Linked DNA regions of Homo sapiens: region 1 is linked to region 2. The links are chromatin loops, found by intact Hi-C in ENCODE. Cell type or tissue: heart right ventricle. All regions are shown on one strand. Region 1 overlaps DNAH9 (dynein axonemal heavy chain 9). Region 2 holds the start of LOC101928350 (a long non-coding RNA gene).

Evidence for each region. Peaks named below come from ENCODE experiments on the same cell type or tissue, not always from the same donor. Only the 100,000 strongest peaks of a DNase experiment are listed, where the experiment ranks them.
Region 1: a loop joins it to region 2, with 4 times the contacts of the local background. A loop is called at or near these places in 2 of 110 quality-filtered maps.

What each region holds. Positions count from the first base shown.
Region 1 is chr17:11,809,873-11,817,872 of GRCh38, forward strand. DNAH9 (dynein axonemal heavy chain 9) reads left to right here. Exons shown (of 69, transcript NM_001372.4): 45 at 374-497. Among named protein-coding and RNA genes, the nearest start is that of ZNF18, 180 kb to the right of the region's middle. In heart right ventricle, no CTCF peak of the experiment used is centred here; a DNase peak (open chromatin) is centred at 3,102.
Region 2 is chr17:11,877,283-11,885,282 of GRCh38, forward strand. It overlaps DNAH9 (dynein axonemal heavy chain 9), which reads left to right. Exons shown (of 69, transcript NM_001372.4): 54 at 2,796-2,918; 55 at 3,927-4,131; 56 at 6,304-6,468. It overlaps LOC101928350 (a long non-coding RNA gene), which reads right to left and starts at 7,913. Exons shown (of 3, transcript NR_188181.1): 1 at 7,689-7,913. In heart right ventricle, a CTCF peak has its summit at 3,633 (motif pointing left); no DNase peak of the experiment used is centred here.

The sequences.
Region 1 (8,000 bases), 67 kb before region 2:
AAATGGGGGACCACCTTTGGGCTTTGGAAAGCTGTAACCTCTTTGCACAAAGCAGGAGCTCCAGAAGCTTTACCCTAAAGCCTAATTTCTAAATCAGTGTAAGAGAGGTACAGGAGCTAGCATGGTTGTATGAATTAGAGGCCATTGCTATGTAATTTCTCTTGCCCACCTTTATTGGCACCAAAGCCTGGGAATGAGGCATAGTTTCCTGCCTGTCAGTGCAAGATAGCCCTCCCCCAGCTTCCCATTGTCACCTTACTTTAATTCCCATTCAAGCAGAGAAGAAAACGGTTCCATTTCTAAAGAATGGGTTGGAGTTCTCTTTCAAGGAGGCCTTCTTTTCAGAGATTTCTGATATTGACCATTCCTACAGATGGACCTGGCCAGCCTGTGTCTGAAAGCTGGAGTGAAGAATCTCAACACAGTGTTTCTCATGACTGATGCCCAAGTGGCTGATGAGAGGTTCCTTGTGCTCATCAATGATCTTTTGGCATCTGGTAAGAGATTCCTTGCACTTGGTGTCACTGATAAATTCCCCCTGGAATCAGAGTTATACAAAGGTGAAGATTTCGTCCAGGGTGGGAAGAGTAAGGTCATAGTAATGAGGAAGAAAACTGACACAGCCAAGGACTGGTTCATTGAGGTCCTTCTCAGCATTGATGCTGGGCCTGCTATCCTGGCTCTTTCATTCTTATTTCATTGCAAAACAGACAGTAATCGTGGAGCTCTCTTAGTGGGACTAGACCTGATGATGGGAAGAAGAGAGGGTTAAGAGCTTGGTGATGTGCTGTGGAGAGAAGGTGCTGTTCCCTCTCTGTATCCAAATCAAAGAGAAACTAGAATGTGTGTAGTACTTGAGGAAGCTCAGGCATTGGCAGGAAGATACACAAAAAGAGAGCATGAGCATGCACGCGTAAAACTTACACAGTAGGGCAAGATGAGGTTACCAATGTAATTAACTAGTGATTTACAACCTCATGAGAGCAAAGTGGAAGTTCCACATAGTTTTCCTTGGTCCCCAAAAAACTTGACAGAGAGTGTGAAGTGGCCTGTGACGCTGTCTGTGCAAGATAGGACTTCAATGGAAAGCTCAATGCTTGCTATTGCTATTTTATTGTCCTTCTTTATTTAGGAATTCAGTACGTATACCAACAATCCCCCACAAAGTGAAAACTCACGTCTGTAATCCCAGCACTTTGGGAGGCCAAGGTGGGTGGCTCACCTGAGGTCAGTAGTTCAAGACTAGCCTGGCCAGAATGGTGAAATGCCATCTCTACTAAAAATACAAAAATTAGCTGTGTGTGGTGGTGTGCACCTGTAGTCCCAGCTACTTGGGAGGCTGAGGCAGGAGAATCGCTTGAACCTGGAAGGCGGAGGTTGCAGTGAGCTGAGATCATGCCACCGCACTCCAGCCTGGGCGACAGAGCGAGACTCCGTCTCAATTTAAAAAAAAAAAAAGAAAAAGGTTATAAAACGAGATAAAGAGGCAGGGAGAAGAGATCAGTATGCTGGATCCCATCCTCTGACCTATTCTCTTGATGTAAGTTGGGTCTGTCTCCCCAGCTCTCTTATCCAGGGCAGTGGCAGCTCTACCGTAATTACTTTACAAACTCTCATGCCCCCAACCAGAGATATGGAGGCCATAGGTAACTGATAGTGGAACCTGGTGGTCACATCCCTGCTGTTGACCCAGCATTCAGCTGACTCTTCCTCCTTTCAGTCTCATCACTCCAACCTCAGCTGTCCATCACCCCAGAGTGGGTATGACCTGGTTTATCTGTCTTACCCATCATTGCTTTTTATATTTCCTACCTCGTCTCTACCTAGGACGAAGTCTTTCATATTTGGAGAAATCCCAATAATCTGGCAATAAGCATCTTCCGTCAAAGGTATATTGTTCCTGGACACTGTTACAGATATGCTCTGTCCTGCTCAGAACCAATATCTCCAATGCTCTTCTGATGCAAGCGCGAGACTGAGACTGCAAAAGGCCTGTAATCCCAGCTACTTGGGAGGGTGAGGCAGGAGAATCACTTGAACCAGGGAGATACAGGTTGCAGTGAGCTGAGATCATGCCACTGCACTCCAGTCTGGGTGACTGAGTGAGACTCTGTCTCAAAAAAAAAAAAAAAAAAAAAAAAAAAAAAAAAAAAAATATATATATATATATATATATATATATACACATACATACACACATACATCCAAGAATATAAGACAATATAATGCATAAATTATGCATTTATATAAATATGTGCATGTTTATATTAAAGAAAGAATACGCTTTCTTGGCTCTTAAACCAAATGCAGCATCTACAAAACCACCTCTTCATCTCAATTGAGAAAACAGTCAGTGTACAAATGTTCCTGAACAAAATTTCTGCCTCCAGACTTCCAGCATCTCAAAAGCCTTCTCTCTCTCCACACTCCATTCCCTGGCTCTGATTAAATAATGTTTAGTTTATAAGGTCCAAGGACCATGGTCACAAGTACCTTTCTCCATAGTCTATCTAGTATATATAGATATAGTAGTATATAGTCTATCTACTATATATTGTAAGTAATATATTTTAGGATAGTTCCTGACAACCTCCAGGAAGTTCCTGGCTTTGGAATCATTGTCTGCTTCATATTTTGTGGCATTGCACCCCATGCCATCATGCTGTCATTTTCATGAAGAGCCACTGGTCCCTGGTCCAGAGCATGTACTAGCAGGCATTGTGAGCAACCTTTGGCTTCTTTCAGGTGAGATCGATGTCCCAGGTTTCCTCACTGTGCTGGCTGCTAGCCTTGCACTCATACCACCCTCATTCCCTTCCCTCCCTGCCCTGTTCAAGTTAGCTTTATATCAGAGAGTTTGCCTACCAACTCTTACACCTTTTCTCCTCCAATGCCACAATTTTTTCCTTTCTTAAATGCAATCTCTTTAACATCTCATCACCTTCTGCAATAGTGTTTAATCTACAACATAGCCTCATCTTTTATTATTTTACTAAATAATGAGAGAAGGATCCAACTTCCCTCCTACCCCAAAGCTACCCTAAAGCCTAATTTCAAAATCAGTCTGAGAGAATACAGCTTTAGAGATGTCGGGCGTGTTGCCAGCCTCACACCATTGTATTTCAATTGGCTCTAATCCAGCCAGGTCACCTTTTCCTAAAATAACATCTGAGACACAGAGTTGTCACATTTTTACCAATTGAAATTTTATTCCTCAATTAAGTATTGATAATTTTTCATTTAGAACACAACTTTTTTTCAAGTGCAAACGAATTTCTAAAGCCCTCCCAGTGAAAATGCAATCAGCCGGTTCCAAAGTCATGGAGTTTTAGGCCCCATTTTAAGGCTTCTATATATTCTTTAAGGAAAAAAAAAAAGGTAAAATTTGTGTATACATATTCAAGTGGAGATACAGTTAAGATGAACACTTTTGTCTTCTAACCCACCCCCTTTTTTTCTTAACCATTTCAACAGGGAGAATTAGAGTATATCTTGGTTCTAATTTTCCCTATCAAATAAGTAATTTCTGGCCAGAAAGTAACCGACTGCCAGTTCAGCCAAAGCTGCGGGGATGACGCAGAACCTCATTATCTCCCAACTTTTTCAACTTTGTGGGGTTATGCAATGACTCCACCCTTGGATAACATAGTAGGGACTAGGAAACCATAACTTAGACAACCTTGCAATTCACTCATCCCTCTGTAGTTATGTACAAGTCCTACGAGGTTGGATATAAAGGTATAGTGAATGCAGTTCTCTCCCAAAAACATCTCCCTTGGAAAACCAATGATCTCATGCCCTGGGCGGAGTTTCCTCTCACACTTCTTTATCTCACCATTTCATTTCTTGTTTTCCTGACACCATTTCTAAAATCAAACCATGATAGTAATTTGGCTTATGAATCTACTTCTGACACGAACTACAGCATTTCAGAACCCATCTTTATGCCAGTTGTATCTCAGATGGATTATAGATGGACATGAAGAAATCTTACACACAAAGCAAAAATATTAAATTAGGTTCCTGGTTTAATTAGCAAAAGATACATAACTGTATAAGAACTAGAGTGGCTGCCCAGGGTAAGAGCAGATGAACCACATATTTGAGTCACTTCCCTTGGCTGCTGGGGTCCTTGATAGGGGTCATGCAACTGCTGGTGAAACTGTGCATGAAATGTGAGTCCTTGCTGGATCTGAAAGGTTCATTACTGGCTATGTTCTTATTGACCTGCTATAATAATTCCTGAGGAATGTGCACTGATCATCAAACCCAGGCATTTAAGGAATTCTTACAAAACTTGTTCTCTTTTTGACCTTCACTTAAACTCAACTTCAGCAAGTCCCCACTCTAATTTAGAGGGAAAAAAAATCAGAATTATTCCCTGGCTTTCCAGGAAAACACCTCTTCCTCCAGCTTTCCAGCCTTCCAGAAGGCCCATTTTACTCTGGTGCCCCTGCCAGTTAGCACTAACCAGCTAAGAAAACCTAGTCAGCTCCAAGTGTGATGTTTCTTCCACCCCTAGCTATGACAGATTTTGTATTTTATTTTATTTTGGAATCCTATGTTAGGATTTTCCTTTTGCTTTCCAAAAGGCTGAATTGTTTTATTCAAAATTATAATTCATTTTCCTGTCCCAGGCTAGATGACTTTCTATGTATTCATATATTCAATAATCATTTACTAAGTGTGCATGCTCAGTCACTAGGTACTGTGCTCAAAGATGAATAACATGTAACCTCTGTGCAGTCTCATGGAAGAGTTTATAACCAATGGGGTCCCTCTCTTCTAAAGTCATATTCTTCTTTATCTCTAAACCAAACTGTTCTTTTTATATATCTGTGGGCCAAATCTCCTCTTAGGATCTAGAACATAAAAAGATCCACCTCATATCCTAGGTGCTTTAGGATTAGAGCTAGGGTTGACATGTTAGTGTTCAACACACATCCTATGAGAATGCAGAGCCCGGAAGTGTTTATAACAGACTTGGCATTGGATTGTTCTCCTCTGGTGGCCGTCTGGAACTGGACTTCCTGAGGAGCCATCTATGCTGTTAAATAAATTGAATTCTGGCCCAGTTTCCCTAGAAAGAAAAAAAAAACAATAAAGTTGGGGCAAAAAAGCAACCATCAAGCATGCACTGATCCTCTAAGACATACTTAGTGGACTCATTAGATCTGCTCACTGGCTGTGCCCTCAAACCACAGACAGTGGAACTTTAAACCAGGACCGGTTTGGTTCTCCAGCTGCAAAACAGAAACTCCCAAAGAGCAATGCAAAAAGAAGCATGAGCAATCAGACTTTTCTTTTCCTTTTGTGGTAATAAACTGTTTTTTTTTTTCTTGTGGAACTGAAGTCCTATACAAGTTACTCAAGAGACTTTGTGTTCTGTGGATTCCCTATATTGCTAACCTCTCCCTTACCACCTATGTCCAAGAGATAATCTATTGCCACCAATTTTCCCCTTATCTATTTCTGAATCCGTATCTTCTCTATCCTCACTACCACTGGTTTTGCCTTCTTTTGCCTTGACAAACGCCAACACTCCTTAACTTATCTCTCTACTTCCCATGCTATCCCCACTCCAATCCATTCTCCTCACTCCTTGCAAAAGGGTCTATCTCAACTATAATTCCTGGCCAGGAGCAGTGGCTTACACCTGTAATCCCAGCACTTTGGGAGGCCAAGATGGGCGGGTCACTTGAGCCCCAGAGTTCAAGGCCAACCTGGGCAACATGGCAAAACCTTATCTCTATGAAAAGTACAAAGAGTATCGGGGCTTGATGGAGCGCACCTCAGGTCCCAGCAACTCGGGAGGCTAAGGTGGGAAGATCGCTTGTGCCCAGGAGCTTGAGGCTGCAATGAGTTGTGATTGTGCCATTGCAATCCAGCCTGGCTGACAGAGCAAGACCATGTCTCCAAAAAAAGAAAAAAGAAAACAAACAAACAAAAACACTGTAATTTTTTTATTAGTTCCCAACTGGTTGCAGAATGAACTCCAAGCTTCTTTGTCCTGTTTCCTTCCTTCCTTGCTAGTCTCACTTCCCATCTTGTGATCTAGTGATTCCTAATTCCTTAAGGTAACACACTGTGCTACTTGCTGACATCCTTAATTGCTTATGCTGTTCCTTTTGAACCTCATGCCCTTCTTTGTCTGGATTAACTTCTACCCACAGTAGAAGACTTACCTTAGGCGTTCCCTCTCTAGAAAATCTAGAGACAGATCCACTGTCACTCTTAGGAATGAGTTCCCCATATTCCTACAGCACTCGATAGCTGCACGTACCACCACTGTATTGAAACGAGATTGTAAATTTATGAAAGGGAGAGACCATTGTGTTTGCTGTTGATTAATTTACGTTATTGAACAATCCAGAAATACAAAAAAAAGAAGGATTAAATGGCTACTTCTCAGTTTAGGAAATACAGCAACACTGATATATACCTATTACTCTGTGCAGAGTCTTGTTTTTCATCGTTTATACGGTCAGCTCTTAATACATCTCCCAGCCCATAATTGACATTTAGGAGGTACTTCTTTAAGTAAAGTAAGTAACAGCATGAGAATGATGTGCCATTAAATACTACTATTGGACATGTGCTTTGGAAAGTTTTCCAGCAGTGAAGACAAAGGGACAGAGTACTGAAATAGCCACCACACTCACTTGCGTTTTCTCCTTTAAGAATAGGGAAATTTTTTTTTAAACTATCAGGTCTAGATAGGGTCAAAGTCCTCACACCAGTGTGAAGTTTAGAATCTAGCCCTTAGCTTCACCCTTTTTATCACCAAAGTCCAACTAACTAAACCACGTTAAATTATCAGGATCTCTTTCCTGAAAAGCAGCTGTGGCCTTTAAGGAGTCCCATACTAACATACAGAAGATGGCAGAAGATGGTGAATAGTCTGGCTTCCAAACTATTAGAATATTTCAATACTATTTCTAACTCCAAGTACTGCATGAAGCCTGAAAGTACTTGGAGTTACAAATAGTGTTTCCCAACTTTCGGTGAAACCTCGTATCTACTACAAATACAAAAAATTAGCCGGGTGTGGTGGCAGGCACCTGTAATCCCAGCTACTCTGGAGGCTGAGGCAGGAGAATGGCGTGAACCCAGGAGGCAGAGCTTGCAGTGAGCCGAGATCGCGCCACTGCATTCCAGCCTGGGTGGCAGAGCGAGCCGTCTCAAAAAAAAAAATAATAATAATAATGTTTCCGAACTTTAGGTCTCAGGAGGAAACTTCTCAAATATTTAAATAGCCTCTGCCCCTGTTCACATCACAAAATCCCCTCTGGCAGTTCAGTTTCCTGCTTCCAGCATGACTACCTACATCACAAAACAAGTGACGAGAATATTGTCAAGAAGGAATTATAGGAACAAATATGAAAATGCAAATTTTGTTCCCTATTCAGAGGTGTTTATCTCCAGATATTCCATCCGATGGTCTTCTTCTTAAAGGTTCTAGGGATCTTGGATATTGTGACAAATACCACCATCATTTGAGCACGGAAAATGTCTCTAAGTGGCCCAGGTGCTTTCAACGTCTTGGAATTAAGAGTATTAATAAACCAGGGTCATCAAGTTTTTTCTATAAAGTGTCAGGAAGTAAACATTTTAGGCTTTGCATATCATACAGTCTCTGTCACAAATACTCAGCTCTGTCCTTGTAGGGCAAAAATAGCCATAGATAATACCTAATGATCATGGCTATGGTCAATTAAATCTTATTTATGAACAATAAAATTTGAACTTCACATAATTTCCACATTCCATTAAATATTATTATTTAAACTTTCAACACATGCTAAATATTTTATTTTCTTAGCGGTTTTCCTTCACTCCTATTTTTATCAGAAGAGGCTGAAATGAGTCATTCTATTAGTAAGATCTTGATTTTGACAAATTATAGTACAGGAATTTTATATGCATGTCATTAACTATCTCAAAGAATAGAAATTAAATAAGTTGGTACAATTAAGAGAAAACAGTAAATGATCACTTTC
Region 2 (8,000 bases):
GCCAACATGGTGAAATCCCATCTCTACTAAAAATACAAAAATTAGCTGGGCGTGGTAGCAGACGCCTGTAATCCCAGCTACTCAGGAAGCTGAGGCAGGAGAATCTCTTGAACCCAGGAGGTGGAGGTTGCAGTGAGCCGAGATCGTGCCATTGTACTCCAGCCTGGGGGACAAGAACGAAAACTCTGTCTAAAAAAAAAAAAAAAAAAAAAAAAAAAAAAGTAATGGTGGCAGTATTTGAAGCTGGGTCATCCTCACTTAGAAACCTAAGATTTATCCACTCCAGCAAACAGCCACTCAAAGTGAGCTTTGTTGCTCTGGCCACGTGTCCCAAGCATGCACGCACTAAGGTCCAGATCACTCGGGGTTGTTCAAATTGAACACATGATGTTAAAAATAATAGTTAACCAAGTCAAACATTAAATATTATAAATGCATCCATCTTATAGAGCAAACTTTGTTGAGAAGTGAATGCCAAGGCATGCTATGATATATATAGATAGATATAGTGGCGCTATCTCGGCTCACTGCAACCTCCACCTCCTGGGTTGAAGCTATTCTCCTGCCTCAGCCTTCCGAGTAGCTGGGATCACAGGCGTGTGCCACTATGCCTGGCTAATATTTTGTATTTTTTGTAGAGACAGGGTTTCACCATATTGCCCAGTGGTCTTGAACTCCTGACCTCAGGTAATCCACCTGCCTCAGCCTTCCAAAGTGCTGGGATTACAGACATGAACCACCGCGCCCGGCCAATATGATATATTTTTATTTGCATCTTTAGTCACATAGTAATCCAACCCTGGCCTTCTCCCGAAACTTTAATTAAAATATTCTTTTCCAGCTGACTAACAATGCATTTTAGACAGGTGTATGTTCTTTTTGCTCATTGCAGTGTCCCTAGTGTCTAAAACACTGCCGAATGCATTGTAGGCCCTTAATAAATATGTTCAATTAATTCTTAGTTCATGTCCATTAACTACTTTCCTGTTGAATGGTTTTCTAGATTTGTTGTATATTATTTGAATACAAATGTTGCATTATATGTAATATGTATAGTCTTCTTTCTTCATATGAATGAAAATTTGTTCGTCTCATTTGTCTTTTAATTTACTTTTGTGAGGTTTTACCTACTACAGTTCATTTTATTTTAGTTTTTTATTTGATCAGATTTGTCAGCCATTTATTCTATAAGTGATGCCTAGAGGAGTCTTTTCTCTCCAAGAATTTTTAAAATATTCACCTACATTTTTAGTTTTTAGTTTTTTTGTTTGTTTGTTTGTTTGTTTGTTTTAAGACAGGGTCTTACTCTGTCACCCAGGCTGGAGTACAGTGGTGAAATCATGGCTCCCTGCAGCCTCGACCTCCGGGGTTCAAGCAGTCCTTCCACCTTAGCCTCCCAGGTAGCTGGAACTACAGATGTGCAACACCATGCCCTGCTAATTTTTGGATTTTTGTAGAGAGGGTGTCTCACCATATTGCCCAGGCTGGTCTCAAACTCCTGGTCTCAATCTCCTGGCCTCAAGCAATCATCCCACCTTGGCCTCCCAAAGTTCTGGGTTACAGGCATGAGCCACCAGGCCTGGCCCATTTTTAAGTTTTTTGAGTTTTCTTTTTACATGGAAATCCAATCAATTTAAATATAGTTTAAGCTATTATATGTGGTACAGACTAATTTTCCAAGTGGTTAGCTATTGTTTCAATACCAAATATTAAATTTTCCATTCTTTCCTCAATTAATTAGACATGTCATTTTACTATATATTAAATTATTTTATTAAATAGGGTCATTATTCTTTTCTATGTATCTAATACTACACCAGCTCTTATTTACTTTTATATTTAGTAACATTTATTGTGGTGTTTCCCATTACAAAAGTAATGTATCATCACTGTAAAGAAAAATGAGAGGGCGGGGTAGGAGTTATCATAAAAAACAAAGAAATAAAAACTTCTATAATTCATCTTTCAAAAACACTGCTAACTTATTGGTATATGCTGTCCTTTAAGCCTTCTTTCTACACATCTATATTGTTGATATATATAAAATATGTAGTATTAGATAATGACTCCCTCCTCTTCTTCTTTATTGGTTTTCTCCTTGCCAGCCTCACTGTATTCTTTTAGGTTAACTTTAAGATCTTTGGTTGAGTTCCATAAAGTTTTACTGTTATTCTTTGTTTGAGTTGTATTATATCAGTCTTATAAATTATTGTTATTCTTTGTTTGAGTTGTATTATATCAGTTTTATAAATTGACTTTAAGAAAATCAAGCTATTTACATATTTATTAAACTCTACATAACACTGAAAAGTTAAAAGTAACCTAAATCTTTGTTAATTGATTGATAAATTAAGGTGTATCAATATGGCCTAATACCCAGTCATTTAAAATTACATGGAAGGATGTTTAATGACATGGTGAAGTGATTACAATATATTTTCTGTAAAAAAAAACAGGTTATAAAACAAAACACCATATGAATCTAATACTCTCAAAGCTAAACTTGACAATATAATATATTCAAATATACGTAGTATACACCAAAACGTTGAAGACACATTATGGTTTTCATTATCTTTTTTGTATTTTATAATTTCTCCCTATTTCTAAAAGTGTATAGAATCACATAAATATCACTTTACATAGGGAAGAAATGTGGCCACTGAAAACATTCCAAATAGCTGTGCCTCCAACTATACCACCATGTCTTAGAGGTCACGCTTGTCTCATTAAATGGTCTCAACTCCATAGCTTGCCACAGTCTCATACTCCCGGACTCATACTTGTTTCCCTAGCTACCTTCAAATCATAGAGCAGGCCCTGGAAGCTGGAGCTGTGGTGCTGATTGAAAATCTAGAGGAGTCCATTGATCCTGTTCTGGGACCCCTGCTTGGGAGAGAAGTCATTAAAAAAGGACGGTAAGACTCAGCTGTGTTGCTGACCCTTCGGGGGGAGCTGGTTCATGGCCCTGGTTAGAATCATGAAGAGGTCTGCTCTTCCTAGAATTTCCTCTCTTCAGTTCATGTCAAGTAGCTCCCTGCAGCACATCCACCTTTCTTTCTTCCAGCAGAGGTCTATTTAGTGGCCTTTGTTTCCTAGAGAAAGTTTCCTGGAGAAACTTTGCTTCCATCAGCCAGTGTCCCAACTGACTTCCTTCTAAATGGCCACAGTGCACAATTTTGGAAAAACTTGAGAAGGAAATCGGTCAAAAAGCAGACTGACTTTTAAGTACGAGCATCTTATACAAGCCAGTCATCTGAATTCTGACAACTCGGTTCCTTGTCAATTTAATGAGTCTCTGCTGCTTTGAGTGCTGGCTCATGATGAGGGCTTAGCAAGCACAAGGCAAAGCAGGGGGTGGTGTGGAGAGGAAAAGAGAGGAAGGAGACGGGCAATGGGTTCGTATGAAGGGCAGAGTAATTATCATGAAGGGGTGCTTGACTCAGGAGCCTCACCCACTGCTGGGGCCATCGTTGCCTTTACTGTCCTCAAGTCGTGCTCGTTTACTTGGTTAATCATTTTCACCCATAGATGTCATTCCCATGTCAGCCATGAGGAAAAGTAAGCCCTATTGCTGGCGTATAAAGCACGTTTGTGGAAACTGCAAGGTGGTTCACCTTCCTCCAGACACTTCACTGCCATCTGCTGGAAATTGTTCATAATGTACTAATCTACATTGACACAACAGGCATGGCTCTTCCTAGAGTTGCACAGTACAGAACCAAACATGGTGGCCATGGGAAAACATCTATCCCCCTCCACACCTGTTCCCAACATTAGTGCAAAAAAGAATCCCAGGGCTCATCCTAGACATAGGAGGAATCCATCTGAATATAGCAATATTGTTTGAAAAAAATCTCAAATTCTGACCCCAACCAAATTTTGCAGGAAGGCACCTTACCTTCACATGAGCCTTTATGTTCCAGATTCATTAAAATTGGAGACAAAGAATGTGAATACAATCCCAAGTTCCGGCTCATCCTCCACACCAAGCTGGCTAATCCTCACTACCAGCCTGAGCTGCAGGCTCAGGCCACCCTGATCAACTTCACCGTGACCAGGGATGGCCTGGAGGACCAGTTGCTGGCCGCTGTGGTCAGCATGGAGAGGCCAGACTTGGAGCAGCTGAAGGTGAGGACAGAAGGGAGAAAATGTTCTGCCACTAGAGCCTGCAGTGTACTCCACTCTGGGAGAGGTTGCAGAGGGGGGCTGTTTTTCCTGGATTGAGTTAGGTGGGTTCTGCTAGACTCTGGAAGACTGCTGACCCCATGTAGCAACCTGGGAATACCATACTGGGGAAAGAAGGATGGGTGAGCTGAAGAACAGAAGCAAAAACAGTTTGAAGGCCGGGCATGGTGGCTCATGCCTATAATCTGAGCACTTTGGGAGGCCAAGGTGGGCGGATCATGAGGTCGGTAGTTCGAGACCAGCCTGGCCAACATGGTGAAACCCCATCTCTACTAAAAAATAAATATTAAAATTAACTGGGCATGGTGGCGCTAGCCTGTAGTCCTAGCTACTCGGGAAGCTGAGGCAGGAGAATCTCTTGAACCCGGGAGACGGAGGTTGCAGTGAGCCAAGATCGTGCCACTGCACTCCAGCCTGGAAATAGGGCGAGGTTCTGTCTCAAAAAAAAGAAAAAAAAAACAGCTTGGAGACTGGACACTCCTATGACCAAGAGCAGAGCCTGGCATGAACATGAGTGCTGCTGATCACACAGGTCCACGTGCCAGAACTAAGCGGAATGAAATTCTACAAGGGTAACAGAACTAGGTCCAACAGTGTTAGGGTCATGTCTTAGCTTGGGCTGCCATAACAAAATACCATAGACGGGGTGGCTTAAATAACACATATTTGTTCTCCTATAATTCTGGAAGTTGGAAGTCTGCGATCATGTTGGTTTTTGGTGAGGCCTCTTTTCCTGCCTTGGAGGCAGCGGCCTTCTCACTGTGACCTCACATGACCTCTTCTTTGCACATAAAGAAAGCCATGGCTCCACCCTGATGACCTCATTTAACCTTAATTACCTCCTTAAAGGCCACATCTCCAATATAGTCACATGGGGGAGTTAAGGCTTCAACATAGGACTTTTAGGACAACACAATTCAATCCACAGCAGATAACGTGCTTTTTGTCCTCTCTTTAAATGTGATTAGATTATACAATATGGCGGGGTCGGTAGGTGGAATTCCAGTGCATGAGAGATTGAGTTCAGGGCTCCCTGGGACTCCGCTTCCTGCAATCATTCATTCATTGAACAGATACCTAGGGAGCACCACCTCTGTAACAGGCAGGATTTGAGGTATGGAGGATTCAGCAGTGAACAAAGAAAACCATGTCCCAGCCTTCATGGAATCTACACTCTAGTGGAGGAACACAGAAAACAGCAACGTAAACAAATGAACAATGCCATTCAGATAGTGATAAGAATTTTTAAGAAAATAAAACAGGGTAATACTGGAAAGCCAGAGGGCAAATTTAAACAGTGGTGGTCAGAAAAAGATTCGGTGAGGAGTTGGCATCTGAGCTAATTCCTAAATAATTGTAAAGCCTCTGGGCATAGAGCATTCCCAGCACAGAGAACAGCAAATCCTGGTCTTAAGGCAGGATCAAGATATGTGGTTTTAAGAAACAAGAAAGGTCAGGGTGGCTGTGGTTGGAACCTCCAACAGGAAGGTTGTTCTTCCCACGAATCCAAAGGCTGTACAAGGGCAAAGACACTACAGCTGCCTGAAGTTAGTGCTTTAGGATATGGAGCATAAAGAGAGGAAGAGATGAGATCCACTTGGATACCAGCACCCCACTCCAGCCTCGAGGAAGCTTTTACACAGTCTGCCATGGTTTTACACAGTTTAAAACTGGAAGACAGATTCTGCTGATTTTTTTTTAAGTAAGCCATAGGAGAGTTGTTCATTAAAGTAAATTGGTAATAGAGAGAACTCTCCAGAGAACTAAAACTGGACCCTAACCCTCTAGTTACACAAATAAGCTCCGTTTAGTGAACACTGATAATGCAGTGTGTTGCCCATTGTGCATTAAGCATAGCACAGAAATCCTAAAAGTTGGGACTGGGATTACAGAAGAGTAAAGAGGGTAAACTGGCTCAAGGTCATGTGCCCAGAATATTGTACAGTTGGGCACCAATTTGACTCCTTGTCTCCTGCTCATGGTCTGAAGCTCTTTGCCATTCTGCCTCCACTTTACTATCTTTAAGGCAAGGGACTCTCGCCCTATTCAGACACATCCTTAGAGCAGGATGCCCTGGGCATCTGCACCTGACTGTCTCTTGCTTGATATTTGCAGTCCGATCTCACAAAGCAGCAGAATGGATTCAAAATTACCCTGAAAACGTTGGAAGACAGTCTTCTCTCTCGCCTCTCCTCCGCCTCTGGGAACTTCCTGGGAGAAACAGTGCTGGTGGAAAACCTAGAGATCACCAAGCAGACTGCTGCCGAAGTTGAGAAAAAGGTAAAACTCCTCTGGCTAGTCTGGGAAGGCAGCCTAGGCTGGGGTCCTCCTACAATTTTCTCTCCTCTTAGACAATGAGTCTGACTTTTAGAAAAATGTCAAAGTAACACATGGCTTTTCTGTCTTAGCAAGGTTCTTCTAGAAAGTCTACCTAGGCAGGACTCCTGAAGTGACTACCCCATATATCTTGTATTATGTAGTTCCCACCTTCTGGAAAATACTTTTGATGTCTTAACTCCATCCACAGTTGAGGAACACTTAAGCCTTTGTGGGGCCTGGTATTCTGTGCAGGGAATGGTAGCTCAAAATGGATACCTCAGATAGTGTGTGGAATTGCCCTGAAGCTAAGGAATCGCACTGCTGGAAAAGCCAACTGGTTTGGGCATGATTGCATCCTGACAAAACCCACCGGACCGCAGAATCTCACAAGTCTGATCTTAATGAGAAAACCTCAATAACTTCCTAGGAAACTCAGCTCTCAAAAACTGTATCATCCTGGGAAGTGATGACACAGTGCCCTACTGTGTGTAGCTTCCTTTATTTTATAATGTTTGGAAGGCCCTCGGTCCCCCCTGTGAGGACTAGAAGACGGGGTGTGATGGGAAAGGGGCCCAACCCCTGCTCTGTTCCAGCATACCACCAAACCTCCAACAAGGCCTTTTGCAGTCTCAGTCTCGCGCTTGCATCAGAAGGGCATTGGAGATATTGGCCCTGAGCAGGACAGAGCATATCTGTAACAGTGTCCAGGAACAATATACCTTTGACGGAAGATGCTTATTGCCAGATTATTGGGATTTCTCCAAATATGAAAGACTTCGTTCTAGGTAGAGACAAGGTAGGAAATATGAAAAGCAATGATGGGTAAGACAGATAAACCAGGTCATACCCACTCTGGGGTGAGGGACAGTTGAGGTTGGAGTGATGAGATTGAAAGGAGGAAGAGTCAGCCGAACATTGGGTCAACAGCAGGGATGTGACCACCAGGTTCCACTATCAGTTACCTATGGCCTCCGTATCTCTGGTTGGGGGCATGAGAGTTTGTAAAGTAATTACGGTAGAGCTGCCACTGCCCTGGATAAGAGAGCTGGGGAGACAGACCCAACTTACATCAAGAGAGTAGGTCAGAGGATGGGATGCAGCATACTGATCTCTTCTCCCCACCTCTTCATCTGTTTTTTTTTTATCTTTTTCTTTAAAATCAATGAACACTTATTGAGTACCTGCTGTGTGCCGAGGGTTGTATGAAGCTTTCTTTTTCCTTTTGTTGTTCAGTTTCTTTTTGTCTTCTCTCTCTTTCTCATTTATTCATCTCATGAACACTTACTTGAAGGCCACTGTATTCTAAGATCCATGATGAAAGTTGGAGATACAGCAAGAAATTTGCTATAATCCTAGGCTTTTAGGGCCTGGCCCTCTAAGGAAGAAAGACAAGTAAACAGGCAGTTACAAAACAGGGCTGAGGGCTGAGGCCAAGAAAGCACAGGGATCAGTGAACACACAAAGGAGGAACACTCAACCCACATTGGGTGAGA